6 separate regions of the Mus musculus genome follow, and all the other regions are linked to region 1. Evidence: chromatin loops called from intact Hi-C (ENCODE). Cell type or tissue: heart. All regions are shown on one strand. Links, peaks and the distances in the headings refer to the core of each region. The heading gives the core; the rest is flanking DNA. Region 1 holds the start of Gm34622 (a long non-coding RNA gene). Region 2 has its middle 25 kb from the start of 7530416G11Rik. Region 3 has its middle 24 kb from the start of D130051D11Rik. Region 4 has its middle 19 kb from the start of D130051D11Rik. Region 5 has its middle 19 kb from the start of Wnt7b. Region 6 overlaps Fbln1 (fibulin 1).

Region 1 (4,987 bases), core at 700-4,699:
AGCTAAATGGAGCCACAGATTGGGTGGGGGCTATGACGTGGGACCTGGGTATAAATAAAGGATGTTCTGTCATGAACTTACAACTGGTCTTTGGTCATTTTGGAAATACGGAGACTGGCCGTAGAGGACATGAGATCGCCAACCACACATTGACACGTTTGCATGCATGAAACATTGCCAGCAAGAGCTGCTCTGGGTAGTGAACAGTACCCTCCCCTCATCTTCCATGTGCCCCTTAGTGGCCCAAGCCCTGGACACCCAAGCCCCTCCACATGAGTGGAACAACAGACCCTATGACTCCAAGTCTCAGAGCACAGTACTGGCTTCCAGTGTCCCTCAGCCTGTGGTCCTAACCAGATCTGAGAAATTCCTGGCCTATTGTCCCTTCGTGCCTGCCTCCCTTGGGACAGTATTGGGACGGCTGTGGATGTAGCTTTCTAATCTTGGGCCAAATGGTCATATACCCTTCTTCCAGGGACCCCAAGCCTTCATTCAGGTGGTGGTAGTGGGGTGAGGGTCAGCCCTCAGCTAGTGTTAGCTTAGGAAGGTAAAGTCCTAGTCTTACCTGACCAGACACCAAAGGCCTCCCTCGTGGGTGGATACCTTGACCCTGATGTCCTGGCCTTCTCCCCATAATGAATCCCCCGAGTCCCAGCTCCCGTCCTGAACCCAATCTGCCTCAACTCTGCATATCCACACACCTCCATTGACGCACCTAGGCAGACCAAACACCCCTAGAGCCCCTCTATATCCACCCTCAGCTACCAGACCTCTCAAACTTAGCCAGCCATTTCCAAAGATCTGATACTGTGCTAGCCCCAGGGTTGAGAGTACCCAGAGGGACTCTCTGAGTACTCTCTGAGAGCAACAGGGATGGCTTCCCAAAGTAGGGGCTATCTGAGCTGGGTCTTGATGGCTGTATAGGAGTTGGCAGCTAGAGACACAGGAGTGGACACTCAGACACTCCGTGGCATGCCCCATTGTCTCCTCCCTGCTGTCCTTTGGAACATCGATGGTGGATGATAAATTGTCACCTTTTTACCTCTCTTTATCCTGTAGTCAGTGGTGAAGTCTGTTGACTCTTGCTATGCCTCCAGCCCTAGAGGAGTAGTCCTTCCTCCCCTCCCTTGTGCAGAGCTTTGCCCACTCTTCATCCCTTGCTGAATTAGTTAAGGTTTTACTGCTGTGAGCAGATGCCATGACCAAGGCAACTCCTATAAGGACAACATTTAATTGGGGCTGGCTTACAGGTTCAGAGGCTCAGTCCATTATCATCATGGCAGAAGAATACCATGACATAGGAAGAGCTGAGAGTTCTACATCTTGTTCCGAAGGCAAACAGGAGAAGACTGGCTTCCAGGGAGCTAGAGTGAGGGTCTTAAAACCCATATCCACAATGACATACTTCCCCTAACAAGGCCACACCTCCTAATAGTGCCACTCCCTGGACCAAGCATATACAAACCATCACACAGCCTACCTTCCATACTCTTCTGCACAGCCCAGCCCCCAACCCTTCACCCTCACACAGGCCCACCCTCTGGCTACCACAGCCAGCTGTGTCTGTGCAAGCAGAATGACATGCTGGCCAGTCACACCCACCTCCTGGCTCCTATGCTGCAGTGGGAGATGGCCTCTGCTCTGCAGAGTTCAAGTACTAGGGACACAGGACAGGACACACGGCGACCACCCAGTGGGGTAGCGTGGGAGCATCCGAGAGCTCTGAGGTGCTCTGCAGTCAGGGTAGCTTCCTGGAAGATGACCTCTGACATGTCCTGTGCCCCTCTCTACATTCTGTTGGCTCTTCTCTGACAACTGACTGTCACTAGAGATAGGGGTGCATGTGGGGATCAGGGTGGGTACGACACAGCATTCAGCAGAGTGGAAGTTCTGGGGTGCAGGGGAGTGGTTCAGCCCAGGGAGACCCTGTGCTCACTTCCCCACTTCCACAACCTACAAAGGAAGCAAAACACTTCCACTTAGAGGGTGGAGTCAGGATTCAAGGGCACCCCAGATTGTGCCTCAGGGAAAGTACCCAGGAAGGTCCTGGTCCCTGGCCGGCCTTCTGCTGCCACCTGCTGGCTAATCTAAGAAGTGACTCCTGGGGTTGTTAATCAGGAGCCAAGGAGATGCTGCAGGCTGGAGGTCCTAGGATACAACCCTCCGGGCAGGCTGGGACTGTTATCACGATGTGCATAAGTGTCTTTGAGGACAAGGTAGTTCAAGACCAGCGAGGAGAGCAGGCTGGACCTTGGGTGGCCCCAACACATGGAAACTGGGCTCCACACATCAGCTGGAAACCCAGGCAGCATGCAGAAGCCTCGCTGAGTCTTACAGAAGCAAGACTTGCACATCCTTGCCCCACCCGGGATGATTCTCCAGAGATAGAGGGTCTCCTGGGGGTGACATCCGTAGCAGTGGCAGAGCCAGCAGTAGCTGGCAGGAGGGCGGAGGTGGGGGTCTCAGGAGTCACAGAACTATATCCAGCAGCTTGAAGCTGAGACCCACGAGGATGTCAGTGCCCCTAAACAGCCTTACTTCCTTTAAAAATAAAGAAAATTGAACACAAATATCAGATATGTAATATATAATGAATGCTACATATAGTATGATGATCAGTATTAATACATACTATGTTTCATAGAGTGAACCCAGGCACACGTTCACTGCTTCCTAAGAGGAAGATACCCAATCCTGTGCAGAGTGACCCAGCAGGAGTCCCTGTGAGGTTGTACACATCTGCCTACACCACTCCTGACAGACACATACCAGGGGGGATTTGTGGTGTGTGTGTGTGTGTGTGTGTGTGTGTGTGTGTGTGTGTGTGTGTGTGTGTGCAGAAGGCTGTAGAAAAGCCAAGCTTAGGCCCAGGGGAATATTTCTGGAGGCAGCTCTGGGAAGGCAGCCCTGTTTCAGTCAGGCTCCTGACCCATCCACCGCCTCCACTGGGTGGTGTGCTTCCCAGCAGCGACACCGTGTGGCAGCAGGAGACCATAGCAACCAAACTGATCACACGCCCCGCCCAACCTCTGCTCCACTCAGGTGGTGATGGGGGCGGGAGGGGGGGGCGGGTGGCGGGGCTCTTCTGGCCTCTGCCATCCTTGGGTTCAAGGATAAGTCAGGGAAGGCCTATGTGGAGGCCAAGCTGCAGTTCTCAGTATGCCCCTGAGCCTGCCTTGTCTCACCTGTCTCCACTCTGTTCTTTGTAAGACACAGCTGTGTAAAAGGCTGCTGGGGAGTCCTTCCGCATCCCAGGAGAGAGCAGTGAGCCCAGGTCACAGCTTACCAGCACCCCAATCAGGTAAGTTTTGCCCCTTATGAGGCAGTAGCACACACACCCCTCCAACGGGCACCAGGGAGCCAACCTACGGGGGCTCTTGGCAGGAAATGGACCATCCTAAGACTGAACCAACCGACGTGGGGAGAAGGTGCCTGCGTCTTTGGAGACCTGAAGATGAGGATGGCCAAGGCGAGGGAGGGAGGGAGGTGGCTGAGGGGAGGCCGCAGCTTAGGAGGCAGCTGTGATGGCTGACCCGTGGGTCTTTGCATTTCTGCGCCCATGACCTTCTGCCCGTTGCACACCTGTCCTGTGGCATTTGGTAGGCCTGTGTCTCTGGTGTCACCTGCTGAGACGGGCTGTAGCACTGGAGAAATGCCTGGGGCCAGCTGGGTGAATGCAGCTGATCTCTCTGAGCCCAGTCCTTCTCTGGAACAGAACAAAGTGGAGACAGCAAAAAAAAAAAAAAAAAACCACACTAGTCAGACCCAGGACAACCAGAGAGCTGAGATACACCAGGGAACAGAGCACCGTTGGCTCTCTGACTTGCTCATGGGCCCAAACCTCAGGACAAGGGCAAGGAGGGACTGCCAATCACCCCACCCCCATATACCTTCCCAGATGCCCAAGTTCATTATACACATCCCTGACCGCCTCCTTTTGTCCTGCCCAGCCAGGACCCAGCCAAAACCCCCACTTTGTGTGAGCCTAGGTGGAAAGCCAGGTTGCTCTATTCTGTAGGGGCGGCTCTCTGCGGGATGGAAGCAGAGGCACAGGCTATTGGTGTAAACACAGGAATGGAGGCGACATACCTTTAGGTCTGCTTCCCACAGACAGTACAAGCTCTAGAGGCCACCTTCCTGAGCTGGTTTCCTGGTTATGGAGTCTGAGGAGCAGAGCTGGAGCAACCTTCTCAAGGCTACACACCAGGCTAGGAAGCGTGGGTACGGAAGTCCAGGTCTGTCCACCCACATCTGTCATTGTCTTGCCTGCCCAGCCACTGGGCACAGTGAAGGGGACAGGCATTGAGGGAGGGAACTAAGGAATCTGGTCTGTCCCAGCTGCCCTCTTTAGCAAGAGGAAAGTAGCCAGTGCTCACTAGTCTGGCTTCCCAGGAAAGAAGCAACCGCCCTGGGTTTGAACTGGGACGAGGAAGTGGTCTGCCTTTGAGTTTCAGGCCCTCTAGCATCTGGTCCTAGGCATTGGACAGACCTCTAGCTAAGACCACACTGCCACCAGTATTGGGGGGGAGGCACTGCCCTCTTGCAGTCTCTGGAAACCAAAGTGGTGTGTCTCCTGCCTCCCACCCACCCCTTCTCTCCTCTCTCCTTCTCCGGCTGGGCCTCACTCACCAAGTCTACCCCGAGCATCTCCCTCCTGGCTCTGTCTTCCGTTCATTCCCTGGATCAGCTTGGTATGAGTCCAGGGTCCAGAAGAGCTTCGAGGGAAACACTCTTTTCTTCCCTCTGTGTGTTAGACCCAAATGGCTGGCCTGCAGCTGGGCTATGCTGACAAGGACTGTGGATATGATGGCGTTGAAGGTTCAGGGAGGGGGAGACCGGGGAGTGTTCGAGGCCCTGAAGCATGGGAAGGGCCCTTCCAGGGGGAAGGGCCCTTCCAGGAGGAAGGGGTGAGATTGTGTGGATATGGTGGCGGGAACAGCCACCGAGCCTCCAGGAGGAGGAGAGAAAATGGGACTGGACAGAGGCC
Region 2 (4,987 bases), core at 313-4,312, 230 kb before region 1:
TCTGGGAGTAGAAAACAAACAGTGGCTGGCTTCCCCAAACCATCCGACCACACCCACTTCCCTCATCTGCTCTAGGGCCTGTGAATAGAAGTTCAGCAGGTTTTCATTGAGCATCCTGGCCTCCTGCACCCTTGCTCATTCTTCTCTGTGTGATCTTGTGGAAGAGCTTGGCTTTCCCCAGGATTGGCACCTCCACATGTGACTCTGCCTCCGCAGCAGTACCTTGTTCAAGGCAGCCCTGCCTCCCTCCTGCTTCTGTCCCAACAGGAAAAAGCGTTGCCCATCTTAAAAGGAAGATATCCTGGTGGCGGGAGAGTTGGCTCAGCAGTTAAGAGCACTGACTGCTCTTCCAGAGGTCCTGAGTTCAATTCCCAGCAACCACATGGTGGCGCATAACCATCTGTAATGGGATCTGATGCCCTCTTCTGGTGTGTCTGAAGACAGTGACAGTGTACTCACATACATAAAATAAGTAAATCTTAAAAAAAAAAAAATATCCCCAGCTACACTGAGTTGAAGGCCAGCCTGGCTGTTTGCTTGATGTCCTTTTGGTTTCTGCCTGGATTTTGGACGCTCTTCCTAGTCCCAGGTGCTGGATCGACCAACCAGTGTTGAGATTGCTGGCTGGTTTTGTTTTTCCTATGTGAGGGGTGTGTGTGTGTGTGTGTGTGTGTGTGTGTGTGTGTGTGTCTTTAGTTATTTATGTTTTGGGGGTTGGGCTTAGTGTTTTGTTGTATTTTTTTTTTCCTCCTTCGGGGCAGTTCTATGCACCATCTTGCCATAGAGTTAGCTTTTCTGTTCATTAATTATTTTCAACTTGCTTGGTAAGGGACCTGTTGGGTTTTCATTTCTCTCAATGGCACATTAATAATAAAGTTATCCATTGAAACTTTTAAAAAAATTCCCAAATTCCCTTATGCAGGCACTCGATCCCTTATCTAGCTGGTCATCAGACTTTTTGCTCATGTGTCTCCAAAAGGACATTGAAGACATCGATATCAACACTTTAAATTGTGTTTAAATTTCTGCATATTGTGTTTTGCCCTTGCAAGTAGATCAATTTTTAGCACATCATGAAGATATTTTAAAATGGAACTGTTATGCCACTCCTTAAGTGATCTCAATAAAATTGGAATAGAGAAAATGTAGTTCCTGCCCAGAGCCCTTTGGAAGATAAATATGCATTTGATGTTCAGAGAATATTTTTCTTCTATAGTCTGTATATTCATTTCAGTTTACTCAGGATTTTATCCTAACTTAACATTTATGCTTAAATATACAGAATAAAATTTCACAAACAATTAGAATCTATCATACAAAAGTGCCTAAATGTGTAAACAATATTAAACATACCTGCATGTAACTTGTGCAGGTCGAGAGAAATTAAAAGCAAATTTGAAACAGGTTGATGTGAATAAGGAAACCACAACAGATACAGCACTTGAGGAAATTTGGAACTCCGAAATGCTCCGTGAGAAGAGAGATAGAAAGCCAACGGTCTCCACCCCAAGAAACTAGACAAATGCGAGTGAATGAAACAAAAAGAAGAAAGTACTACCGATGAAAGCAGAAACCCGTGAAAGAAAGTTCCAACAGTCGGGAAAATGAAATCGAAAGCCGAGTCTTTGAAAAGATTGAGGTTGATAAATCGCTAGCTGGAGCACTCAAGGAAAATCTCAAACATGTGATAGCAGGGAGAGGTGGGGCATCACTACGCATCGTACAGTCATGAAAAACTGAAACGAGGCAATAGTCTTAGCAACTTTATGCCCCTCCAGAAATGATGGTGTCAGTAGAATGAATGATTTCTGTGAAATACCTAATTATTAAAATGGACGAGTGAACAGAAGGTCCAAAGTACTCTATGTATGAAAGAAATTGAATTTGAAATTAACTTGCCACAAAGAAAATTCCAGTTTTCTACCTTCCATCTTCTCTCCCTTGAGTGCAGATGGCTTACTCCATGATAGAGTAGTAAGGCCAGTTATGATCTAGCTGATGGCACAGCTTGCTGCTGTCACTGCTCACTACCACCTTCCACCACCACCCCTGCCACCCCTACTCCCCCGCCACACTAATTATCTAGTTTCCAGGTGGCAGTACTCAGCACCCCCACCAGGGGGCACATGGGGATGTGTGGGAGTATGAGTTGTCACTTGAACTCAAGGAATGGCACTGTCATTTAGTAGTCACTGCCCAGGTGTCAAGCTTCCAGCAATGCCTGAGATGGGGGTGCAGTGTGTGTGTGGGGTGGGGGAATCACACTGTTGAGAATATCAGTGGAGCCATGGAGTGGAGACTGCCCAACTGAACTCTTCTTGCAGGTTCAATTCTAAATTAGACATGCCATTAGCTTTGCGTAGAGCCGCCTTTCACCCTGCTGACTCTGACTCCACTTGGGGGCTTCACTTGGGAACTTTCCAGAACAATTTATTATAATGTCCAGTGAATTTATTACACTGAATTTGTCTCCCCTTCCCCGTTTCTTAAGAAGGAAGAAAGAACACAATCAAGCTCAGTTGTAGAAGCAGAGCCTTTTCATTTGAATGTATGAGACAGCAGAGGGGAAGGAACACTAATATTTACTCAGTCACCATGGTGAACCCCTCCTAGCCACCCCCCACCTGCATCTTGTCTCCCTGGATGTTGTAACTGGTGTCTGCTGAGGTGCAGTGCACACCTGGACCCATGGATGCTGCAATTCCTAAGTGCCCCTCTCCCTGCCCCCCCCCCCACCTCTGCCCTGAGTTTCCGAGTCTGTAAGTCCCTGTCAGCCCTTCCTCCTCCCAGTGCAGACCCTCGCTAGAGAAAGGACCTTCCATCTGGCTTTGCCAGGAGTCAGGACAAGGGTGAGCTTCACTCTAGTTTTGGGATCACTTTAAATGTTTCACATCGGTAATTATGGGTTGTGGTGTTATTGCAATCTGAAAAACTCAAGGAAGAAGTCTCCCTGGGCTGTCGTCCTTGATTCCATACTGCCTTAAGTGTATGGCTGTATGGCTGAGTCTATAGACCTGTCATTCAAGAGGGAGGATTAGCCTCGCCCATCTGAAGGGAAAAGTAGGAAGGAAAAAAAAAAAAAAACCAACCTTGTCTGAACTTGAAAATGAAAATGCTGATGTGGTTTTTATTCCAGAAACATATCTTACTGATTAAGAGCAAGGAGTGCTACCGGCTCGTGGGTGGGCCAGCTGTAGTTGGCTCCTTGCTCCAAAAGGCCAGGCTTACTGCCACAAAATGTCAGAGGGAGGCAGGAGGCCCATGTGCTCTGTGCAGGTGGGCACAGTGGTGTGCACACAAGGAGCATAATGGCAGACAAGTTCCATGGCTTGTTCATCTTTAGCCATGGACACAGAGGCAGTCATCACTGAGGGGAACAACAGGCCCTGGTCACATAGGGCTGGGCTTCTGTATCTACCAACTCTATGACCATGGCCAGTAATGGATTCTTTTCATCTTGCCGTTCTGCATAGCAGAGGCAATTGCACCTATTAACGAAGTGTTGCCTGCACTGCTCACGGCATGTGCTAACACAAACTAGATGCTCCCTGGATGGTCATTCCAAGATGGCAGTCCCCAGTGATTCTATCCCCTCCCCAATTCCAGAGCTCACAGCCACTGCTTCAAACAACCTTTCTCCTTTTGGGCCCTCCTCTATGGTTAGAGCTACAGGAGTGGACTGAGCTCTGGTGAGCCTTAGTTTCCATGACTGTAAAATGGGCCTGACACCTCAGCACAGCGACCACACAAGGCTTGTGGCTTGGCATGACTGCAGAGGCCGCTGCCAGGCAGGCAATCTTCGCCAAGAGCCGGATTCCTCCAGGCCCGGCCCAGCTGGCGTTCTCTCCAGTTTCATTGCGTTGGGTTGCAGGGCGATGCAGCCATTGATAATGGTGTAATTGGGGTGACTTGGGTATTTTCCTGATGATGATTCATACTTGGTAAGTCCACATTCCACTGCCATCAAGCGCAGAAGACGGTTAAATAACCTCGTCAGGTATTCAGGTTTCACAACTCCAGTGTCTGAATGTGAGGTCCTTGAGTTACCCAGAGACTCCACACCTCAGTTGTTTACGGGGGGGGGGGGGGGACCTTTTGTTCCCAGAGTCCTACACAGCTGGGGTTTTCTGCAAGGCATTTAGCTGGCACTGGGAGGGTTTCCAGCTACAGTCTCTTCCCAGCCGTTAATAACCTGCAAATGATAAACCTATTCCGAAGCCAGGTTGGACCTCCAGCTTCTCACCTTCCTTGGCTTCCCCTCTCTGTCCTTCCAATTGCTTCTCCTTCTCTGCGTTTCTGAACTTCCTGTTCAGAACTCTTCCCCTCCCCTTGTGGTCTCCCACCCCACCGGTCCCCACCCTCCCCCGTCCCTCTGTGCCCCTCTCCCCTGAGGCCTCTACCTTCAGGTTCTCTTTCTCCCTGGTTTGTGCTCCAGGCACACCCACCTCCTACTCTCCACAGACCAGACCAGCTCGGCACTGGAATGAGGTAGGGACATGGGTGGGTCCTAGAGGAGCCTGTCCCAACCCACTGCCTAAGACAGGGTGTACTGAGCAGTTACGAATTTTCCATTTGTCTTTCAAGGTCTGAACTCTGGGGAGCTTGCATGGGGTCAGAAACTGCACTTTCCTCTGGCTGAGGTGGACAGGCGTACAGTCTCACTGAGGCAAGACAGCAAGTAGGTACAGGACAGGAATAGCTTGCCCACAGTAGGGCTCCTCACATCAGGACTCTGCCTCCTTTTCATGTGTAAGGTGGTCCTGGGCCTGAATCCCAGCCTGGCCAGAGGTGCTCACTGCTGGTCCAGTGTGAGCCAGACCTGACTTGACAAGCAGGGTCCTGGCTTTCCAGGAGGACAAACATAAGAACACTGGCTGCATTGGAAAATAAAGGAGGGGGTGCTAGTGGAGTGGAGGAGCCAGGCAGTGGAGGAAGGAGTGGACCCACTCCTAGCTGCGTGGCCTGAGGAAGTTCTTCCTCTCCAGTG
Region 3 (4,987 bases), core at 628-4,627, 99 kb before region 1:
CTAAGACTATTCACTGCATCTGCCTGATCCAGCCCACGTGAAGGCCCTGGTATGCTCCAATGGAGAGAGTTTCCCCTCCATCTTCTATCCTTATTGGTAATACAATGAAGGTCTAGGAACCTTGTTCCCCAAGCTCCTGATATGAGTCACTTCTTATACCAGGCTTCCTGGGAGGGCTGGCATGGCCATCCCTCATCCCAGTCAACTCCCAAGAGCTTGGGTCAGATCTTGTTCATCTAGAATCTCTCTCCTCAGCACCAATGTACCATCTCTTCTAGGATTGCTAGACTATCCCCTGCCCCTTCTCCATATGTGTTAATCCATTGTCCTCTGGGAAGTAAGGACTGTCCTGATGAAATACAGAGAGGTTAGGATGGCTGTTCATTGATGCCCAGCTGAGAGGGCAGAGGCCTGGAGAGGAGTTGAGCAATTGCCCCCATCACTGCGCACCTTGCCCTGATGTATACTGGATAACCTACCAGGCCACTGGACCACCAGTCACGGTAGGCCAATTCCTTCTCCTGGTCATGCCATGCTGTCTTTTTCCACCAGAGCATCTGCTGGGGGTCATGGCTCCTCTATAAACCCAAATCATGACATTCTCAATCTCCAAGTATCTCCTTTTTAGAAGATGGAGAAGAAGGGACATCAAATGGGGTGGGGGGAGGGGTAATGGAGATTTATTCCCAGTGCCCTCAGACACTAGTATCAGATTCCCAGTCTTCTGGACTTGAACATGGAAAGTTCTAGGTCTTCACCCTGGTCCTCTCTTTCTATCAGCCCTGTCTCATAAGTCAGGGCGTCATGATATGACCCTTCCTCCTCTACTCCAGGGTGGGAGATATGGAGGAGGTCCCAGTTGGGTTGATGGCTGAAACCTCCCTCTGGGGGGGTCCAGTGTCACAGTGTCAGTATCACTCTGGACTGGTGACTATCCCTGGACTCTAGATCCACCCCAGCCCCAGGTCTGTGTCTAGCTAGTCCTTGGCCTTGCCAGATCCTCTATTGTAGCCTCAGTTTGTCTGCCAGTGCAATGGATGCTTGGCCCCCGTGGGCGTTGACCATTGGTGTTCTAATGTGATGGCACTGGTGGGACCCTGTCATTCCCTGAGCCAGGTATCCTGGTGAGGGTCAGGGGTGGGGAAGAGGTTTAGCCACAGGACCCAGGCAGGATTTGGGGGGTGGGAGAAGAAAAGGGGTGCTGGGAGGGGGCATTCTGGAGAAGCCGCTGAGCAGACCTTGGAAATTCTTTTTTTTTTTAAAGATTTCATTTTTTTTCCTGTGTGTGGGTGTTTTGTTTGCATGTAGATCTTTGCACCATGCATGTTCAGTACCTGACAAGACCAGAAGAGGGTGTCAGAGCTCCTGGGACTGGGATTACAGGTAGTAAGTAGTGAGAGGCCATACGTGTGCTAAGAATCAAACCCAGGTCCTCTGGAAGAGCAGCTCTTAATGGCTGAGCCAACTCCCCAGCGTTCTGGCACATTCTAAAGACTGACCAGTCCACCCCTATCCCTGATGATGATATTGGAGGCACTAAGTTCCTAGGAGCCAGACTGGGCTGGCCGCCCTGGTTTATATAGCCCTACTGTAGTACGGCCTTCAGCACTTGGAGGGCCTCAGAGAAATTGTCCATCATTCTGAAAGCCTGCTGCTGCAGGATCAGGCCAAGGCTAGTGGGTGCCTGTCTGTCCTGTGCTGCTGCTGCTGGGTCAGGAGACAATGGGAAGAACAACACACTGAGCCCTTCCCTTCACTGTCACCATTGAGAGCTAAAAGGACATGTGCCTCGGCCTCTCGTCCATCCCCCAACACTGCAGCCAGAAGCACCAGAGGGCTGATCCCAGGTTGGGTGAGCACTTTTTTCCTCTCAACATTGTTCCCATCTTTGTGCATTTCCTGTAGGCCCTAACCACTCCCGACCTGAACTGCACACTCCAGAGACATAGGTGGCAGTGACCTCCTCCTGGGGGGGGGTGTGTGTCATAACCAGGCCTCCCAGTGACGGTACCCCATCCCTACGGGTGCCCATCATGTGGGTGCCTGAGGTCCTGTGGGCCATTGTGGCTCTGATTGTCAGTGACCCTGTAGGTTCCCAATTCTGTGAGTTCTTGGTACTGTGGGTGTCTGTGCCTTTGTGGGTGTCTATATCCCTGTGTATTCTTGAGACCCTGTGGGTGTCTGGCCCTGTGTGGGGGGATGATGGTGATCATGTGTCTGGTTCTGGGTGGATGATGGCCCTGTAGCCTTCAAAGTCCTGACCAAACTGCCATATGTCCTCATAGCCACCAGGGGGCAGAAGAGGGTGCAGGCCCACCTTCCAAGAGGACCTGTCTTCCCTTGTAGAGCCAGAGCTTTGTGTAGGCAAGAGAGGTGGGGGCTGCTGAGCAAGGGAGGCTGAACAAGGTCACTCCAGGCCAGCAGAGAAATCTTGGCTTGGATCCTGCCTCTGCTGCTACCTCCCACATGACTTCACCAGCCCGGCCCTCATCTGAACATGCAGCAAGCACTGGGCCCACTTCAGGCATCGCCTCCAACGCGGAAATTAACTTCCTGCCCAGAGAGGCTGCGCCCACACAGCTGCAGGTCTGGGCCGCCAGACCTGGGGCGCTCTGGAGTCCAGTTGAGGCCTCTCCTGCCCTCCTCCTGTCTGCAGATGGGGAAATTGAGACCCAGCCAGGGAAGGGGGTGGGGGATGGGGGGCTTGGATAACATTGCACAATAAATTCAAATCGGGGACAGGGCCAGCTGGGCCTGCAGACACTAGGCCTGAGTGCTTCACAGAGTCATCTTCTAGCCCGTGTCCCAATCCCACCAAGCACTGAAGTTGTGCTGCTATTGAGTCCTGAAGGTCTTCCTGTGCCAACCCCAGGTGCCAGGCACTGCGGCCACCAGCCTCAGAAGTGAGAAGTTTCATATTGTTTTCCAAGCCTGAGGTGTGGGTGCTTCTGGACTATGTGGGGACTGGGGACCTCATCACCAGTGCCGGGCCTGGCAGGCACAGGGCAGGAGTGAGGAATCAAGCCTCTTCAGTACTTTCCTGGCATACCGCAGCTTCTCTCTGTAGCTTTCTCTGCAGCTTCTCTCTCTCCCAGGATATAGAGCGGATAGTGGATAACCCAGCAGTCGTCCTCTGGGCGAGCATCCACCCAGCTCCTTAACAGAAGCTTAACAGTCAGAGAGACTCCTCAGACCCAAGAGGGTGAACCAGGAGGCTTTCCTTGTCCCTCAGAGTGTCAAACAGGAGTAGCTGTGGATTCTTTCTGGGGCTCTGAGTGTAGCCGGCCCCTCCCCCCTCAGGCCTTAGTTTCCCCTTGGTTGAGGCTACAGGCTCAGCCCAGGACTAGGATAGTCTCAGCTCAAGGCTGGGTGACGAATGAAGGTCTGGAGTCTAGGGCCTGGTCTTCCTTTCAGCCACCAAAAAGGGCTCATTTTGTGCCTTGGGCAGGTCGCCCAGGCAAGGAGGCCACTGGCGGCCATTCTCCAGGACCTCCTCCCGTCTGCAAGAAGCATTACCTCATCGGGAAGCCATTCCGGAAAAGAGCTGCAAGAGTTCCATGAGTGGGGATGAAGAGGGCTTTCCAAGAGCCTCCTGGCCACCCAGGAGCCCAGCCAGGGTGGACAGCACATCCCAGTTTCTGTCCAGTGACCGCTACAGGGAGGTGACAAGACTGAATTGGACTGAGCAGATAGGAGGAACGGTCCTGCCTGAAGCCAGCAGCTTCCGGGAGGGCAGAGCAGATATTTCAAGAGCTGGAACAAAATGGCCAGACGTGAGGGAGGCCGGAGAAATGAAGGGCAGAGTTGCCAAGCCCTGACCCTCTCCAGCCCATGTCCCCTCCTGCAAAATACAGAAGCATTAGGCACACTGAGATGTACCCTGCTGTCAAATGGCACCCGTCCAGAAGCATTGGGCTTCTCGATGACTTGATCAGCCACATGATCGGGAAACTGTAAGGACAGCTTGGGGTGGGGGGATGCACTAAAGGTGACCAGGAGAGCTCCCTAGCCGTTGACCCAGTGACAGTATTAGAGAGCACTCTTGGAGCCTTGATTTTCTCATCTGGAGAATGGAGCAATTAAGCTTCCCGTCCAAAAGACGTCTGAGAACACAGGCACTGACAAACTGGTGCTTTTGGGGCCACATCGGTGGGTCCTCCCCTGCCTGGGCCAGGGGACCCCTCCTAAGATGAGCACACACTTCTCACCTTGCCCCAGAGGGAGTGAAACGCTGTCCTCCAACTCCACCCACCCAACCACAGAGTTGCCCGGGCTCACTATCTTTTCCCAAATCCTACCTGGAGAATATCCATGCACCCTGAAAATAAATAGAGAAGAAACTGGCCCTGTCCGGATTACACTGAGACCCATTGAGGGAGCCTGTGGACACAGGTCCAAGGTCAGGCCCATCACATGCGGAGCTGTTCTGGCTACTTATTAGAGAAAAACCTAGGACACACCAGCAGGCAGGAAGTGTCGTTGGGGACAAGAATTAGATGTTTTGAGCCTGGGGCGTCAGACTGATCTTATTGAATGATTGGAGATTCCAAAAGGACAGGAGAAAACCAGAGGCTGGGCAGAAGGCTTTTTGTTTGTTTGTTTCATTGATTGATTTTTGTCTGCATTTATATCTGTGCATCATGGATGTGCAGTGTCCATAGTGACCAGAAGAGGGCACCAGATACCCTGGAACTGAGGCAAAGGCAATTGTGAGCTAGCACATAGGGGCTGAGAATTGAACCTGGGTCCTCTGGAACAACTCGTAACTGTCGCTCCATCTCTCCAGCCCCCCAGCAGTTTTAAGACAGCTGAGGAGCTCTTGAGGGAGCCCACACCCTTCCTCCTGTGCACAGAAAGTCCTGCCAGAGCAGGGCAGAGGTGCTAGGTAAAGGGCTTCCCTGCAGGCAGCAAGCAGACAACCGCCTGGGTGTTAAGGATGGCCGAGCTGACCCCAGGATCTGTGTGACCCCAGGGCCCCTGAAACCCT
Region 4 (4,987 bases), core at 696-4,695, 57 kb before region 1:
TTGTTTTTGTTGTTGCTGTTCGTTTTCTCCATCCTCTGATGGCTGCCTGAAACACCTTTGCCCCTACCTCCAATGCTGCTGATTCTCTTTGACTAAAGGGCTTGTGGGTATTCTGGGGCCAACCTTCTAATCTAGGTCCTTAGCTTCATCGTCCCTTCAGTCCCCTTTGTCTTGAAAGGTGACACATACGTAGCTTCAAGAAACTGAGCTCCGAGTATCCCGGGGCCATTATCCTGTCCAGCAAGGGTGGGGTCAGGAGTAAGCTGATGTGTCCTGGAGCACTAAGGGATGTCACTCTCATCTGCTCCCTCTTCTCCCCCTCCTCCCCACCCCTCCTGCTCCTTTTCCTTCTCTTCTTTCAAGCTTTGAGTGCGAACTTACGGTCAGGGAAGTCAGGGACACAGAAACCTGGCCCCAAAGCATACATCCCTCCCTATTCTTGATGCCCTGGCTTCAGAGACATCAGCTTCAAAACTTTCTCAGTACCTTCAAAAGTACCTGGGGGGGGGAAGGGGGGGACACTATGGAGTGTTTTATGTGTATCAGGTCCCACCTCATCTCCCAGGCTCTGTGAGATGAGAAGGAACGGCCCCCTTCAACTTGCAAACAAGGACAACGGGGCTCTCAGAATGCAGCAGCTTGTCCTCAGAGGGGCTTCATCTCCTGCAGAGATGCCCTCCCCCCCACCCCCGCCCCAGGCCTGGAGTTGGCAGAGTAGCAGATCTGGCTGCGACTGTCCCATGATCACGAAGACAGTGTCTCTGCATCCCAGCAGAACCTGTCTGCTCGCTGAAGGCTAGGAAGGACCCAGAGTGACCTCTCATGATGACACCCGAGAAACAGGCTTAGGGAGGAATATTGATTTTTTTCCCCAAAGACACAATCACTGGGGTGCTCTTCTGCCCAGGCTGTCACCTGCCTAGTCAGCCTTTTCCCCTTTCTTTACAGGCACACTGCACATGCGCAGTCTCTGGCTGCTGGCTCTGAGGAGCATTCTATTAGGGGCGGGCTGGTCCATCTTTGAGGGGCGTCTGGTTGCCTCTCTACCTCCTGGACAGGCACCAGCCCACCGTACCCACTTCGTGATTACAAGCAAGGGTGTAGGGGTGGGGCACAAGTTCAAATCTAGTGACCCTATTTTGGGGCAACTGATCATTGTATATCTAGATTTGCCTATCTGCAACTGGACGGACGTAGTAGATAGACCACCCCAGAGCTTCCCACCCCTCCAGGAGGCCCTTGCCCAAGGACAATCTGTACATACTCAAGGGCAATGGGTGTCCATGGCCATAGCAGTCAGGTCAACTTCATAGCAAACTGATTGCTGTTTGGGTCCTCCAAACTTGTTTTTTTTTTGGGGGGGGGCAAGCTTCCTGCTGGAGGTTTCCCTGACCCCACTGTCACTCATCTCAAAAATTAATGCCCATAGACCTCAAGAAGGCCTCTTGGTCAGCCAGAAACTATACTATATTGTCTCAACCCTAAGGGGGCACACATTTTACAGATGTGCAAACTGAGGTTAAGGAAGGCCAGATAACTTACCTCAAGTCAAACAGCTGGCAAGGTCAGGACTGACTTGCAGTGATGGCTGGGCCCAACCCCAGGGCTGTGACCTTTGGGTATATAGTCTTCCCTCTCTCACTTAGCCCACAGCCCTAGACTCCATCCAGAAGGGCCACAGGCCTCCTGTCTCATTGGCAACCAGGCTGCCTGCTCTCACGGCCAGACTCTGGAGCAGCTTCTGGGTTTGGAAGGGACCTGTGTGTGTTTTGGGGGTCGGTGAACGGAGCCCCATTGCAGCGATGTGCACGGAGAAGGCTGTCTCAGCCTGAAGTGTCCCACTGGGTATCTTGGACATAGCAGATTTTGTGTGTGTGTGTGTGTGTGTGTGTGTGAGCTATATTGGAATATCAGAGAAACTTCCTGGGCAGCATCTGGAGTCAGGTGGCCCTGGACACAGGAAGGTGGCCAGTGTGGGCACCAGCAGGGTCCCTTTAAACCATCTGCAGCAGTGCCCCCTCTGGGCCTGGCATGGGAGGAGTTAAGCCGCCGTGGGCACCTTGGCACCGTAGCTCTGACCAGAATGTCCGGCTCCCCACCCCCACAGCTTTTCTTCCTTTTTGCCTTTTTCCTTCTTAATTAATCATACGCTGCTGCCCAATTTAAATATGGAAATACCCAGGCTGAGGCTCTGCAATTATTCATGAAGCCAGGCCTGCTGTCCAGGCTCTTGGGCTGCGGGGAGCATCATGGCTTCGCCTTCTTTCTGTGAAATTATGTGCACAAAGGCAGCTCCTTATCTGGGTGTGTGAACTAAATAAATAAATAAGGGCTTTTGTTTGTTTGCGGGCTCCTGCACATGACTGTTTTGACTAAATCACTCGTGTTGTCTGCGCCTTTATGGGACTCAGGAGACAGGGAGTGGGATGTTGGGGGTGGGGGTGGGGGGTGGCGAGGGCTGGAGGGGGGTTGGCCGCCGGGCACCTGGGGCTCGCTCCCTCCCTTGGCACCAGCTTCACTCCAGCATCCCCCTACACACACTCCGCTGGAAAGTTCGCCCTGCCCGGGCTGGGCTCCCAGGCAGCCTGGCACAGTGCCAGGCTCGCCTCAGAGCGCGGGCAGCAGGGTGGGGCAAGCGGCAGAGGCACGGAGGACGTGGCTGGGCGCCCCGGGCACGAGCAGGACCCGAGGCCAGGGGCCAGGGGCCCAGAAGGTGAGGGCACTCCGGATGGGAGTAGGGTGAGCCATGGGGGTGGGCAGGCAGTGCAACCTGGTTGGGAACAGGCCTCATGGGAGACGCTGGCTGGCGGAAGAACCATGGCAGTACCAGGCCGTCAGCATGCAGCGTGTCTTGCCCTCCCCAAGCCGGAGGTTGCAGCCTGTGTGTGTGGGGGGAGCGTGAATGCGTGTGCATGGGGCCTCTTGAGGAGCAGCAGCCACGGAGTGGAGCCTCCGCTGCAGGGCCAGCCGCCTTAGCCCAGCCCAAGAAGGCCAAGCTAGGCAGGCGGGGCCCAGGGCTGTCAAGGAGAAAAACATCCCAAGGCCTGCAAATTGCTGCTCTCAGCTCCCCCCCCCCTTCTCCTGCTGGGGGTGAAAAAAAAAAAAGCAGTGCTTCCTCTAGAGGCGGATGCAAACGGATGCAGAATTTTAACCATCTCCTGCATCAACCAGGCCTTCCCCAAGCAAAGTTTGCTGGGAACTAGGCAGAGGCACTATGGGAACGGGGTTGTGGGGAACCCACATGCCTTTTCTGTGAGATACTGGGAAGCCAAAGGCTTCTTCAGCATCCCTTCCAGAGCCAGGGTCTGGAGCACCCGCTGAGGGTGTGGATTTGGGGGGCATACTGTCTGGTTCCTGCACAGGCCTGGTGCATCATGGGTGGTGGCAGGGTGCCAGTCATTGGCCCTGTTATTACCAGGCCTGGGCTTTGCTCTTGGGGTTGAAGGTGTTGACCAGCTCCTCTTGGAAATCGGATGGAAAGTCGGAGGTCTCAGTTCCCACTGACTTGGGCCCTCGCTGGGATACTGGGTGTTTCTCCTGGCTGATTTGTGTGTATTAAAAATCCTCTGGAATGCTTGCTGGTGGCTGGTGGGGGCCTCCCCCATTGTCTATCTAGGGAGAAAGGGAATAAGTTCTAGGGAACGGTGGTCAGAGGAAAGTGATACCTGACTGGCAAGCTATAGGGATTACAGCTGCAAGTGTCAGGAGCTCCCAGGGTGGCTTGGGTCCCTCGTTTTTTTTTTTTTTTTTTCATTTCAACTCCTTCTAAAATTAAAAGAAAAAAAATGGATATGAAATAATGAACGTGTAATATTGAGGCCAGCCTGTGTTATGTCCATCTCCGGTGCGTCCATAAAACAGAAAAAAAATTTTTTAATAGTTATGCAGGAAGGGCCCCAGGAGGGCAACAGAGATTGGATAAGAGAGCAAGTCTTGTCTTTCCTGGGTCTGATGGTCTGATGTCTAGTTCTAGGGGGTACTTTGGGGGACCATCTGGAGCCTCTATGAATCTGGCTTCTCCGGTGGTTGGCAGGACAGGTCATGGAGAGGAGCCTGGTGGCCGTGTGTGTGTGTGTTTGTGTGTGTGTGTGTGCATATGTACATGCTCCTGTGCACCCATGTTCCCCAATATTTGAAGGTATAAGTTGCAATCCTCAATACAGGAAAATGCCACATTGAGGCAAGAGGCAGTGTGGCCATGAGTGCCTGGTTCCCCTGAATCCTAAGAGAGGAGTCATTCTGGGCAGGGGGGTGGGGGGGAGTCCTAGTCTGTCTCCCTAAGAGAAAACAGTTGTCAAGTCTTCTTCCTGGATCCCGGGGCCCTCTCCTGGCCCAGCCCTATCCAGTAGAAACAGTGTGAGCCCCAGTCACAGGCCTAACAGTAACTGTACGGTTCCTCACAGCCATGGTTTTAAAAAGGAACGGCAGAAGCAAGAGAAGCCACTTAGCTAATAGAATCCATTTGCTCTAACATAGATCCCAAATAGTAATCTCAACATGCCACACGGAATTACTAATGAGAGACATCTTTTCCCCCTACCAAGTCCTCAATACTCTAAACATATTTTATGCAAGCGTCCAGACTTTGATCTTTCTCAAGGGGTCGGGGGGGGGGGGGGCCCAGAAGGTGGGCAGCTTGCTATAGTGGGGCAAAGCAAGTTGAGCTGGTTTCTCAAAGCTGGAAGCTTTCTTTTGCCCCTCCTTCCCCCCCCCCCCCCCGCTGGGTGTCCCTTCCTGGCTAGGGCAGGGGACTCCTCTATTGGATTGTCAGGCCCCCAGCAACCCTGAAAACGGATAAAAGGGGACTCGGGCTGCAGGTTTCCAGGGCAAAGACGAACTGCTGGAAAGGGCTCTTCCACTGTGCTCCCAGACGCCAGGGGACCACACAAAGGGCTGGCTTCAGGCTCACAATGGTGGGGCGGTTAGTCACTGTGCCAGGGCAGCAGACAGGCAGACAGAGCCCCCTGTGTCTGTGCCTGTCAGGCTG
Region 5 (4,987 bases), core at 562-4,561, 110 kb before region 1:
GATATTTGATCTATGAGGTAATTTTATAAAGAACTTTTGTCTAAGACAGTATAGGAAGGCCAGAGCAAAGGAATGAAGTGTGACATCCTCTGCTTCCTGGCTTACAGCTCCCCGTGGCTTGCTCGGCCTCCTTTCCTATAGAATCCAGGACCAGCCCCACCCCCAATGAATCAATCACTAAGTATGAAAATGCCCCCATAGGTTTGCCTGTAGCCCTTTACAGAGACATTTTCTCAATTGAGGTTCCCTCCTCTCTGGTGACTCCAGCTTGGGTCAAGTTGACATAAAACTATCCAGCACAGGCAGTGATGGTGATGACGATGATAGTGGTGATGATGATGGTGGTGGTGATGATGATGATGGTGGCGGTGATAAGGAAGATAGTCGCAGGGCTTTTGAGAATGAGATGGTTGGCAATGTCTTCTGTGGAGTCCAGTTTGCAAACTGTCCTCACCATATCATAGTCCCTGGGAAAGAGCCACAGCTTGGACCCATTTTCCATGGAAGTCATGGGGACAGTTGGTGATCTCAGGCAGCTCCAGCTCCTGGCCAGTCAGTCCCCACCCTGTGGTCCTCCAAATGTCCTTGACCTTCAGGAATTTGCCCAGTTCTGGATTCCTTCTCTATGGCCTGACAACTCCCAGTAGCTCCACCAGAGGGCGCTCTGTAGCCGGGAATGGGCACACTGGGTCCTAACCATGAAGCTGGACCACACTCCTGATACAGAGGGGAAGGGGCAGATTTTGGACTCTCGAGGGGCCTGGCTGCCAGGCCAAAGGCTGTGTGGCTTTTGCCTCTGTGGCATCGTGCTTTCCTGAAGGCTCTAGGGATGACTCATGGGGACCAGATTGGTGCTGGCTTGTAAAGATATCAGAAACGGGGATGAATCACCGTGAACAGTGATAGGGTGCGTATTTGAAGCTACAGCCCTGGGGACCAAGGGGTCTGTACGCTGTGACGTCACCCCCTGAGGTTCAGGGTGCTGGAATGGGAACATCAGTGGCCAACCCAGCCCCCAGGTGGCCACCAAGGAACTGGCGATCCATATAATTGTCTCCAGACACTTGGCTCACCCAGGTCCCTTTGGCTGCTGTGAGCCTGGGTACTCATGAATCTAATCCAGGCCTTACTGTCAATCCTCCAAGACTCAGGTCTGGAAGTGGGTTTGCAGGTAAGATAGTCGTGCTCTGCCATGCTGACCTTTCCGAGGGGGTTACCTGTGTGGCCATTCCACAGCCTTGTAGTGTCCTGTGAGGGTCACCCTCCTTCCTCTCCCCTGCTAGCTTCTTTTCTTTCTGTGACGTTTTATTACTACTGTTGGGCCATCGCTGTTGCTATTATAACATCCATGTGCGTGGCAAGCGGTCCGTCAGTCACTAGGCTCCACCCCTCTGTAAGGCTGGGCAAGTGGACTGCATTCTTTCCTTGAGTTCATTGTCAGGGTTTGAGGGAAGACCCTGCAGCCAGCCAGAGGAGGGGGGAGGCAGAGATGGGCCCCCACTGGGGAGGGCAGGCCTGGCAGGGAGGAGCCAGCACACTCAGGAAACAACTTATTCAGCAATCTGTCAGTCCTCTGTGAGGACCTACTAAGTGCATGGGTTTTATGCTAAGACCTAGGAAGGGTAGGGTCTGTCCTTCCGGGGTATTTATGAGGGACGGGGAGACAAACAGGCAAGCACTGCGGCTATGAGATGAGGGATGTGGGCTCAGGAGAGGTGGGAGGAGACAGGAGAGGGGCGGGGCCTGTAGGAAGGACAGACAGCATCTGAACAGGAACGCCTGACCGGAAGGGACGCTGTCAGGAAGGGCAGGAGGGCGGGTAGAGAAGAGTGTGGACCCTGGAGTAGACCTGGGTGGCACAATCTCAACAGATCTACAGTGCCAAGGACACAGCCATGCAAGGGCACCATGGTAGGGAAGGCTTGCCCAGTCTGAGGCCAAGGCTACCAAAAGAAAAGAAAGTCCAAGCCAAGATTCTCTGACCCCCTCTTACTTTCTTCCACCCCCCTCCCACAAGGCAGTGCTCCAGAGTCCCAACGGGTTCAAGGCTGGAGGAATCAGTTTGAGTCACCCGAGAGGCTCCTCCCCCTGGAATCTGAAGTTCTAAATCCCAGTGCCTGGGCAGTGGGTTCACTCGGGGACACAGTGGCTCCTCTTCTGTGCTCTGTCTTCCTGTGGGGCTGGGGGGGATGGATGGTCCTGGCCCCGGGCCACCCGCCAACACATTGTCTGCTAGTCTGGCCGGAAGCAGCTGCTGCGCAGGGCGGGTGGGGCCTGCGGGGGGGGCGGGGGGGGGCAGGGACTGGGAAAGCTACAGAAGCAGCCTGAGCCCTGGTGCTCCTTAGTCAGGGGTGGGGGGGGGCTGGGATGTGGAAGCTGGATATGGGGAGAGGGGGGCTGGTGCTGTCCCGTCCGTCCTTCCTTCGTCTACACACTTGCTCCGTCTCCAGGGCACCATCCCAGCACCTCTGACAGTAACCAATCAGAGGATTTTGTTTGCCTGGACAAGGTCGAGAAGACCAAGGGAGCAGCCAAGTCCTAATCCAAGGAGAAATGACCCTGGTCCTGGCCAACTCCTCATCTGAGAAGAACATGTCCAACCACTAGTCCCATGGGAATTTGGACCCTATACTCTCAGGAGACAATGGCGGGTGCAGCCGTCCAGCCTGGGAACTCATAAGTCTCTTTATCCCATGGCTCCTGCCCTGAACCAGGTCCTTTCTACCCCCAGCCCCCTCCTTCTCTCCCTCCTCAGCCCATGTACCAAAGCTTCAAAGAACACCTCCTGTGTGGACAACTATAGAGAAAAATGGTGTGTCTCAGCTGGAAGAAACCATTTTCGTCTGTCCACAGCTGACTCTATGACCTTGCTCATGAGGTAAAGTACGGTCCTTAGCACCTGCACACATGTGTTTGGACTGGCATCCACCTGTTCTGGCAGGTATGATCCAGGACCCCAGTCTGGATACCGTGTCTGTTAAGGGCCCAGGATGCTCTGGGTCACATGGTCACAGCTTCTGTGTGGTTACAGCTGTCGTTCACCCCTGCCCCTCATTCCTCAGAATGCTGCTGTTCTTTTCTGAGGGTCTGAGCTGCATCTCAGCAGTACCAGCCTAGGCCCTGACTCTTTACTTTCATATACAGCCATTACTGGGGTCTGGGCTCACTCTGGCTAGGGACCTTGTTTCTAGAATCTTCTGTTAATTTCCCTTCAAATGTTGTCTGTCTCACTTTTCAAAGTATCATTTAGGATTAAAAACTGTCCCAGGCCAGGCAGTGGTGGCACATGGCACTTGGGAGGCAGAGGCCGATGAATATCTGAGTTCGAGGACAGTCTGGTCTACAGAGTGAGTTCCAGGACAGCCGGGGCTATACAGGGAAACCCCGTCTGGAAAAAGCCAAAACCAAAACAAAAAAAACCAAAAAACAAAAAAAACAAAACCAAACCAAAAGCTGTCCCGAGTTGTCTGTGGCAGCATGTGCTGAAAATCCTAATACTCAGGATCTCAAAGCAGAAAGCTCCAGTGTGAGCTACATAGTCAGGCACTACCTCTGAATTTCATCTTTTAAAAGACCTGGGGGTGTGCCTCAGGAGCAGAGTACTGGCCTGCAGTGTATAAGGCCCTGGGTTCTTTGGGGGTGGGGGTGGGGGTGGGGGGGAACCAAACCAGATTCTCTGCTTTGCCTCCTGGAACATCGAAGACTCTATAGCAAGAGTGTGCGGGATACCAGTCCTGGGTATGGAGGCCCATCCCCCACACCAGGTGGATATACCCACCTGACAAAGAGGCCATTGGCTCCCTGAATACTTCCCCTGTGTGAGCACTGTGGGTACCAGTGAGCCTGGCAGGCCCTCCCTTATAACCCTTCATGCCCTTCATCATTCCCTGAAGGCCTAGCTCTGCCCCCCACTCCCACCTCCACCCGGCCCCAAGCTGGTACTGAGTACTGCCTCTTTATTCTACGCCTGCTATATCCTTCCCTGGACCCGGAAACCTTCCCCTGCCCTCTGCCTCCCTATTCCATCAACTGTTTCAGAGACCCAGGTGCCAGGGGTCTTCTCAACACCAGGCCTTCAGAAATCAAGGAGGCTATTGACCTATCCATCGGTTGAACTCTGATGCCTTCCCCTGAACCCAGCCTTGAGGGCTTCTCCTTTCCTGAACGTCTCCACCTGCCCGCCCCCCCCAAAACTGAGGGCCATTGCCCTGTGGGAGGGGCATCACTGAACAGGAGGGTGTATATGGGGTCCAGGCTGCTAGGATAGATGAGACAGCCATCAACGAATAGGCTAAGCCCAGCACTGTGGGGTGCCTCTGTAATCTCCCCTCTAGGGAGAAGAAGTTGGTGACCCTGAGTTCAAGGTCATCCCCAACTATGTAACAAGTCTGAGGTCAGCCTGAACTGACATACAGGCCAGTGGCTAGGGGTGGGGCATGACCTGCCTTGAACAGGAGGGAGACCTTCAAGCTAAGAAAGGGCTTGGGTGAGGAAGTTAGTGTGAGCTGGCAACGTTGTTTCTGCCCTGAGGAGTTCGTGAACCATTGCCACCACCTGCGACTGTCAGACTCCAGCCTCCTCAGCCCCTCATCACACATATCACACCAGCGTTCTCCTGGGAGCGCCCAGGTCAGATCTGCTCAGGCGTTCTGCTGGTTCTGCTGCCAGGACTGAGTTGTCTGTCTCTCCAGGATCCAGGCAGTTACTATTGGACTACCCAGCCCCTCTAGCGTAAGTTAAGCCAGTGTATCTCTTTCGTTAAAAAAAAAGTTTTATTAGCATGTGTTAATTATGAGTTTCATGTTGATATCTCATACATGCATATACTATATGTTGATGACTCTCACCTCCTCTGCTCCCATGCCCACCAGATCTCTTCCTCTTCTCAACTAGTCTCTTCTCTCTCTCTCTCTCTCTCTCTCTCTCTCTGTGTGTGTGTGTGTGTGTGTCTGTCTGTCTGTCTGTCTTTCTCCCTTCAATGGCTATG
Region 6 (4,987 bases), core at 705-4,704, 440 kb before region 1:
GACTGGAAGCAGAGGGCCATAAGATAACGTGACATGTTCCTTCCTGTGTCCATGTCCCAAAGGACATGGCTGGTGCCATCACAGCCCATTTCTGAGGCAGCCTGGAGTTACAAACTTCTAGGTGAAGCACATACTCATGACACACCCTGGGGTGTGTAGCTGTGGGCTTCTCTGGTCCCCAGTCACCTTCTCTCTTCTGCATGGAGTCTCCTTCCCTGACTATCAGCAGACATGCAGCGAGCTTGTGCGCCAGCTTACATACTAAGAACATGCCAAGAAAAGCTCTTCCTCTCCAGGAAAATGTGTCGCTGAGTTATCCAAGATGACCCCTGGCCTGACACTGTGAAAGTGTCATGCAGGATCACCAGACGGTGGGGGAAACGTGTGAGAGCCACCAGGCCAGCACTGTCCTTGGGGAAGTCCCCAGCCCCTACTCCATTCCCACTGGCTCATGTTTCCAGAGAAGTCACTCATATTTGCCCTGTGTCGAGGGGGGTTTTACAGACCCGCACACAAGTCTTTCCCATGTTCCCAGCAGCCATTTTTTTGTTTTTAGATTTATTTATCTTATGTTTATATGAGTATACGGTAGCTGTCTTCAGACACATCAGAAGAGGACAGCCGATCCCATTCAGATGGTTGCCAAGAGCCACCATGTGGTTGCTGGGAATTGAACTCATGACCTTTGGAAGAGCAGTCAATGCTCTTAACTGCTGTGCCATCCCTCCCCCAGCAGCCATTTTCCTGGTGTTCCACTCTGCTGACATAGGAGTTTGTTACCTGAATGGGGGGCAGCCAAGACACCTGTTGATGTCTTGGGCTCAGGACACTAGGGTACTCAGTGGACATCAGCCAGCTTCCTCCCTTACTTTATAGATGAGGAAACCGAGGCCCAGAAAAAAAAGGACATTTCCTAGTTTACCCTGAGCCAGGTTGGGATCTGAATGGTGGTTCCAAGGCTAAGGTGGCTTACACTGCTTCACCATGAGGTAATCTGGAACCACATCCACCACAGCCCAGCTGAGTCCACGCTGCCAGCTGGCCCCATGACCTCAGGGCAGATAAGAATTGTCAAACTGCCTCAGTTTCCCCACTGATGAAACAGATTGGCTATGATGTGAGGGCTAGGACTCTACCCTTCCACACAGGGGAGGGGGTTGGTGATTTCAGCCATGTTGCCTTAGGAGTGAATCCTCGTTGTGTTTGGGTCGAGGAAGGGGGGGCAAGTCTCTGGGGAGGAGGGGGGTGGAGTGGAGTGGAGTGGAGTGGAGTGGAGTGGAGTGGAGGGCTGCGCCAGTGCTACAGTGTTCTCATGCCATCATCCTTGCTGCAGAGATCATCTTTCTGAGGGCTGTCACACCGCTGTACCCCGCCAACCAGGCCGACATCATCTTCGACATCACAGAAGGGAACCTTCGAGACTCCTTTGATATCATCAAGCGCTATGAGGACGGCATGACTGTGGGTGAGTGACCCTTGAGATGCCCAGGGCATTGACCAAGGTCATCTGCACCCTCCTCACTCCCATCAGAGGCCAGTTCTACCTGGCTGCCAGGTCCTAGCCAGCAGCTCCTACTCAATCAAGTCTGGGGAGCCTAGTGTGAAAGACTCCCCCGGGGATCCACCCCGGCCGTACCACTGACTCTCCTGTAAACTCTGTCAGCCTCAGTCTTCCCACTTACCAAGTAGGTGGGCAAAATAGATCCTGCCTCTCATAGCTGGATTTAGAAGGCCGTGCCCCAGCCAGGCTGTAAGCCTTGCTCAGTGGGAGCTGGTCTGTCTGCTGTTCCCATGGCGCCGTGAGAAGATAAGCAAACTGGACTTCAGAAGACCCCATATCTAGTCCCAGCCATGCAACTAACTACCTTGGCTTAGTGTGCAATCTCCAGCCACTTGTCACCCCTCCCCAGGTGTCAGTGGGTAAGAACCCCCCAGGACAGTCGGTGTCCCAGAAGCACAAAGGAGGCAGGGACAGAGCAACCTTCTGTGTTGGTTTCATGTGGGCTTGGTGAAGAGGAAGTGGAGAGGATTCGCCAGACACCGGGACAGGGGCTGGTAAACACCCACAGGGGAGATGGGAGGGAAGCCTGGAAGCCACACGGTCTCTGTAGAGAGGACTGTGGTCCCTGTTGCTGTCTGTGGGCCTTCAGTAGGACCTGCTCGCCCTGAACGCTCTCAGAGGCCATTTCCATATCTGCTGTTCTCAGCTAAATTGCTCCTGGAGTGGACTAAGCTGGGAAGCTGGGCAGAGTTGAGTCTTGGTATGATGTCACCAATGCCCGGTGGGTCATGACTGCACCCAGCGGGTCATTCCACTTTGTGACCTTTGTCACAGTAGCTCATCAGAACGGTCTTTTTTTTTTTAAGGTTTATTTATTTATTTATTATATGTAAGTACACTGTAGCTGTCTTCAGACACTCCAGAAGAAGGAGTCAGATCACGTTACAGATGGTTGTGAGCCACCATGTGGTTGCTGGGATTTGAACTCAGGACCTTCGGAAGAGCAGTTGGTGTTCTTAACCACTGAGCCGTCTCACCGGCCCCCAGATGGTCTTTAAGTAACTTATTATTATTGTTAGTAGTAGTACTGATTTATTTATTTTATTTATATGATAAATAAATCACTGTAGCTATCTTCAGACACACTAGAAGAGGGCATCAGATCCCGTTACAGATCGTTGTGAGCCTCCAAGTGGTTTCTGGAAATTGAACTCAGGACCTCTGAGAGCAGTGAGTCCTCTTAACTGCTGAGCCATCTCTCCAGTGCTTTAAGTAACTTTTATTCATGGTGATGGAAAACGGTCTTATCTGCCACTTCTGACTTAGATTTACACTCTGAACATTTTGAAGCATTTGAGAAACTGGGTGATAATCCCCCCCCCCCCCCCCCACACACACACACACAGACACACACACACATACATCAGTTTTTCCTTTTATTCTAGTCTCAGGCCTGTGAGATCTGGATTGGAGCCGAACCATGAGTTTGGCCTCCAGGTGGCGCTGTTGGATCTCCAAAACCTCCATCCAGGCTGTTTCTTCAACCCCGACAGTTGCTAAACTGGCAGCTAGAGAAAGGGAATCGTTATTCTCCTGTTGCCAAAGAGCCATTTATAGCAACTTTACAAGCTCTTAAATGGGTTTGCATGTTGTAAACATGGCTGAGTCATTTGGGGGCTCACCACCCCCGGCCTCCTCCTCCGCTGTTTGGCAGCAAGGATAATTAGTTAATTACAATTAATGGTTCAGCAGCCCTCTCTGAGATTCCAAGGAGAGGGCATGCAGCCCGGCCGCCAGCCGTCCTAAGTCTCACCTTCAGCTATGGATGAGGGGAGGTGTTGTGTCTATGTCGGGGGTCGGGTGGGGGTGTGGTAACGGTTTGTCCTGCTTCAAGTGTGGATGAGAGATGAGTACCCTGTCATTGGCCAGCAGAAGCCCCCTAGAGCTTGCCCTGTGAGTGACCTATTGCTATCATGTGACACAGCCTGGGCCGCTGTGATTATAACCGTAGAACCTTCCAGTTTGCTTGCTCTCTGTTACTTCTGAACACTTGAGTTACTGGCCCTGGCTGACCTGTGTTTATAGAGATAGATACTGCCCCCCACTCCCATGCTCACCTTTCCCCAGAAGAGAGCACTGGGCCATCAATATACTGAGATGTGAGCCTGCAGGGTTGCATCGAGCCTCCGTAGCCCACCCCAGCTCTCTCAGGAACGGGCCCTCCCTCTTTCCACATCTCTTCTCAGCTAAATCGTTCCTGGAGTGGTCTAAAGCTGGGAAACTGGGCAGAGATGAGTCCCAGTGAGCGGGTCATGGCTGCACCCCAGACAGAACAGTCTTGGGTGCGTCTGCTTTTTGGCTTCCTGTCTGCTACATCAGAAAGTCCTGCTTGTGATAGAGCCAGAAGGCCTCATCTTTCCCAGCCACTTCCACAGAAGAAGAAACAAAGGCCACTTGTGTGTCAGTCTTAGTCTTTTCTTAGTGATTCCGGGGCCCAGCTGGCCATGAGATGGCTCCAGGGGTGACGAGTGACCACAGGTAACCTGCAGGCAGTGGGCGGCTCGGGAATGGAATGCAGCCGAGGCCGTGGGGAATGAGCGTCCCCCTCGCCGCGCCTGGTCATGGGTGCCCTGATCTTTGGAATTCTAGGCTTGGGCGGCATGGGGGTGGAACCCCAGCCCTTCGGAAATTCCTGGGGCTCATCTCTCTGCCGACTGAGTGGCCCAGCCTTTTTCCACTCCTCAGCAAGTTCGCAGGGCGTTCCATCTGGTGCACACATCACCTGCCGGGTGGAGAGGGAGACCAGGTGGGGCCGGTTGCCCTGAGTGGGGACGAAGGCTGTGTTTGTGATTGGGTTCTGCTTTCCGACTTCTTGTCTTAGGCTCCCAGTTCTCTGCTTGGAACATTTACCCTGAGATTGCCTATAGCCAAATTCCTTCTCCCTTTTCTGCCCAGAAACATCTCTGTGTACCTGGAAATGTCCCTCCCAGAAGTAAACCGCCCCCGCCCCCCCCCCCAACATGGCTCCAGTCCTGACCACTGTGGGGATAGAGTTTTCTGAGTTTTGGCCCAACATAAAGCAACTCTGGAGCTTAGCAGTCATGGCTTCTTGCCACCACTGCACACTCTCGCCCCCGTGTTCTTGTTCAGTCCTTGCAAATGTGACTCCTGGGAACAGGTCAGGAAGCTCCCCTTGGGCAAAGGAGGGAATAGAGTCCAATGACCTTGTAAGACTATGCAACCACAAACCATGGGGCTGGGTATCTTCCGACACTTCAGGCTACACTTTATGCAATACCCCCAAGGCTTGGCCATCAGCAAAAGCATGGTTCAGGACTAAGTGGGCCTGCCACCTGCTGTTCCCATCCAAGCTCAAGAGGTTCCTGTGTCTCTGGCAATGGACATGGGCCTGTATATGGTCATGCCGGGGCACCTGCCTGCTCACTGGGCTGGATGAATACCTGCCTGTCGAAGCCACAACCCTTG

What was found. Hi-C counts contacts between places; a loop is a spot of excess contacts. Peaks named below come from ENCODE experiments on the same cell type or tissue, not always from the same donor. Only the 100,000 strongest peaks of a DNase experiment are listed, where the experiment ranks them.
Region 2: a loop joins it to region 1, with 2.2 times the contacts of the local background. A loop is called at or near these places in 4 of 42 quality-filtered maps.
Region 3: it touches region 1 in a loop (7-fold over the local background); 41 of 42 quality-filtered maps call a loop at or near these places.
Region 4: a loop joins it to region 1, with 2.1 times the contacts of the local background. A loop is called at or near these places in 4 of 42 quality-filtered maps.
Region 5: it touches region 1 in a loop (11-fold over the local background); 22 of 42 quality-filtered maps call a loop at or near these places.
Region 6: a loop joins it to region 1, with 5 times the contacts of the local background. A loop is called at or near these places in 8 of 42 quality-filtered maps.

The regions. Positions count from the first base shown.
Region 1 is chr15:85,707,445-85,712,431 of GRCm38, forward strand. Gm34622 (a long non-coding RNA gene) reads right to left here and starts at 4,495. Exons shown (of 3, transcript XR_384306.3): 1 at 4,090-4,495; 2 at 3,583-3,706; 3 at 1,427-2,541. It overlaps Lncppara (long noncoding RNA near Ppara), which reads left to right. Exons shown (of 2, transcript NR_110483.1): 2 at 1-80. In heart, for the core only: a CTCF peak has its summit at 2,992; DNase peaks (open chromatin) are centred at 1,587, 2,077, 2,947, 3,397 and 2 weaker places; H3K27me3 peaks cover 1,514 bases.
Region 2 is chr15:85,475,675-85,480,661 of GRCm38, forward strand. No RefSeq gene overlaps it. Among named protein-coding and RNA genes, the nearest start is that of 7530416G11Rik, 25 kb to the right of the region's middle. In heart, for the core only: a CTCF peak has its summit at 2,115 (motif pointing right); a DNase peak (open chromatin) is centred at 2,117; H3K27me3 peaks cover 1,463 bases.
Region 3 is chr15:85,608,440-85,613,426 of GRCm38, forward strand. No RefSeq gene overlaps it. Among named protein-coding and RNA genes, the nearest start is that of D130051D11Rik, 24 kb to the right of the region's middle. In heart, for the core only: CTCF peaks have their summits at 1,345 (motif pointing right) and 2,287 (motif pointing right); DNase peaks (open chromatin) are centred at 982, 1,862, 2,472, 3,582 and 1 weaker place; H3K27ac peaks cover 1,110 bases.
Region 4 is chr15:85,650,947-85,655,933 of GRCm38, forward strand. No RefSeq gene overlaps it. Among named protein-coding and RNA genes, the nearest start is that of D130051D11Rik, 19 kb to the left of the region's middle. In heart, for the core only: a CTCF peak has its summit at 3,020; DNase peaks (open chromatin) are centred at 1,615, 2,615, 2,995, 3,375 and 2 weaker places; H3K27ac peaks cover 1,042 bases; H3K27me3 peaks cover 86 bases.
Region 5 is chr15:85,598,402-85,603,388 of GRCm38, forward strand. No RefSeq gene overlaps it. Among named protein-coding and RNA genes, the nearest start is that of Wnt7b, 19 kb to the left of the region's middle. In heart, for the core only: no CTCF peak of the experiment used is centred there; DNase peaks (open chromatin) are centred at 1,380, 1,770, 2,130, 2,520 and 2 weaker places; H3K27ac peaks cover 674 bases; H3K27me3 peaks cover 703 bases.
Region 6 is chr15:85,263,917-85,268,903 of GRCm38, forward strand. Fbln1 (fibulin 1) reads left to right here. Exons shown (of 17, transcript NM_010180.2): 16 at 1,334-1,465. Among named protein-coding and RNA genes, the nearest start is that of Gm34337, 47 kb to the right of the region's middle. In heart, for the core only: a CTCF peak has its summit at 3,016 (motif pointing right); DNase peaks (open chromatin) are centred at 3,025 and 3,305.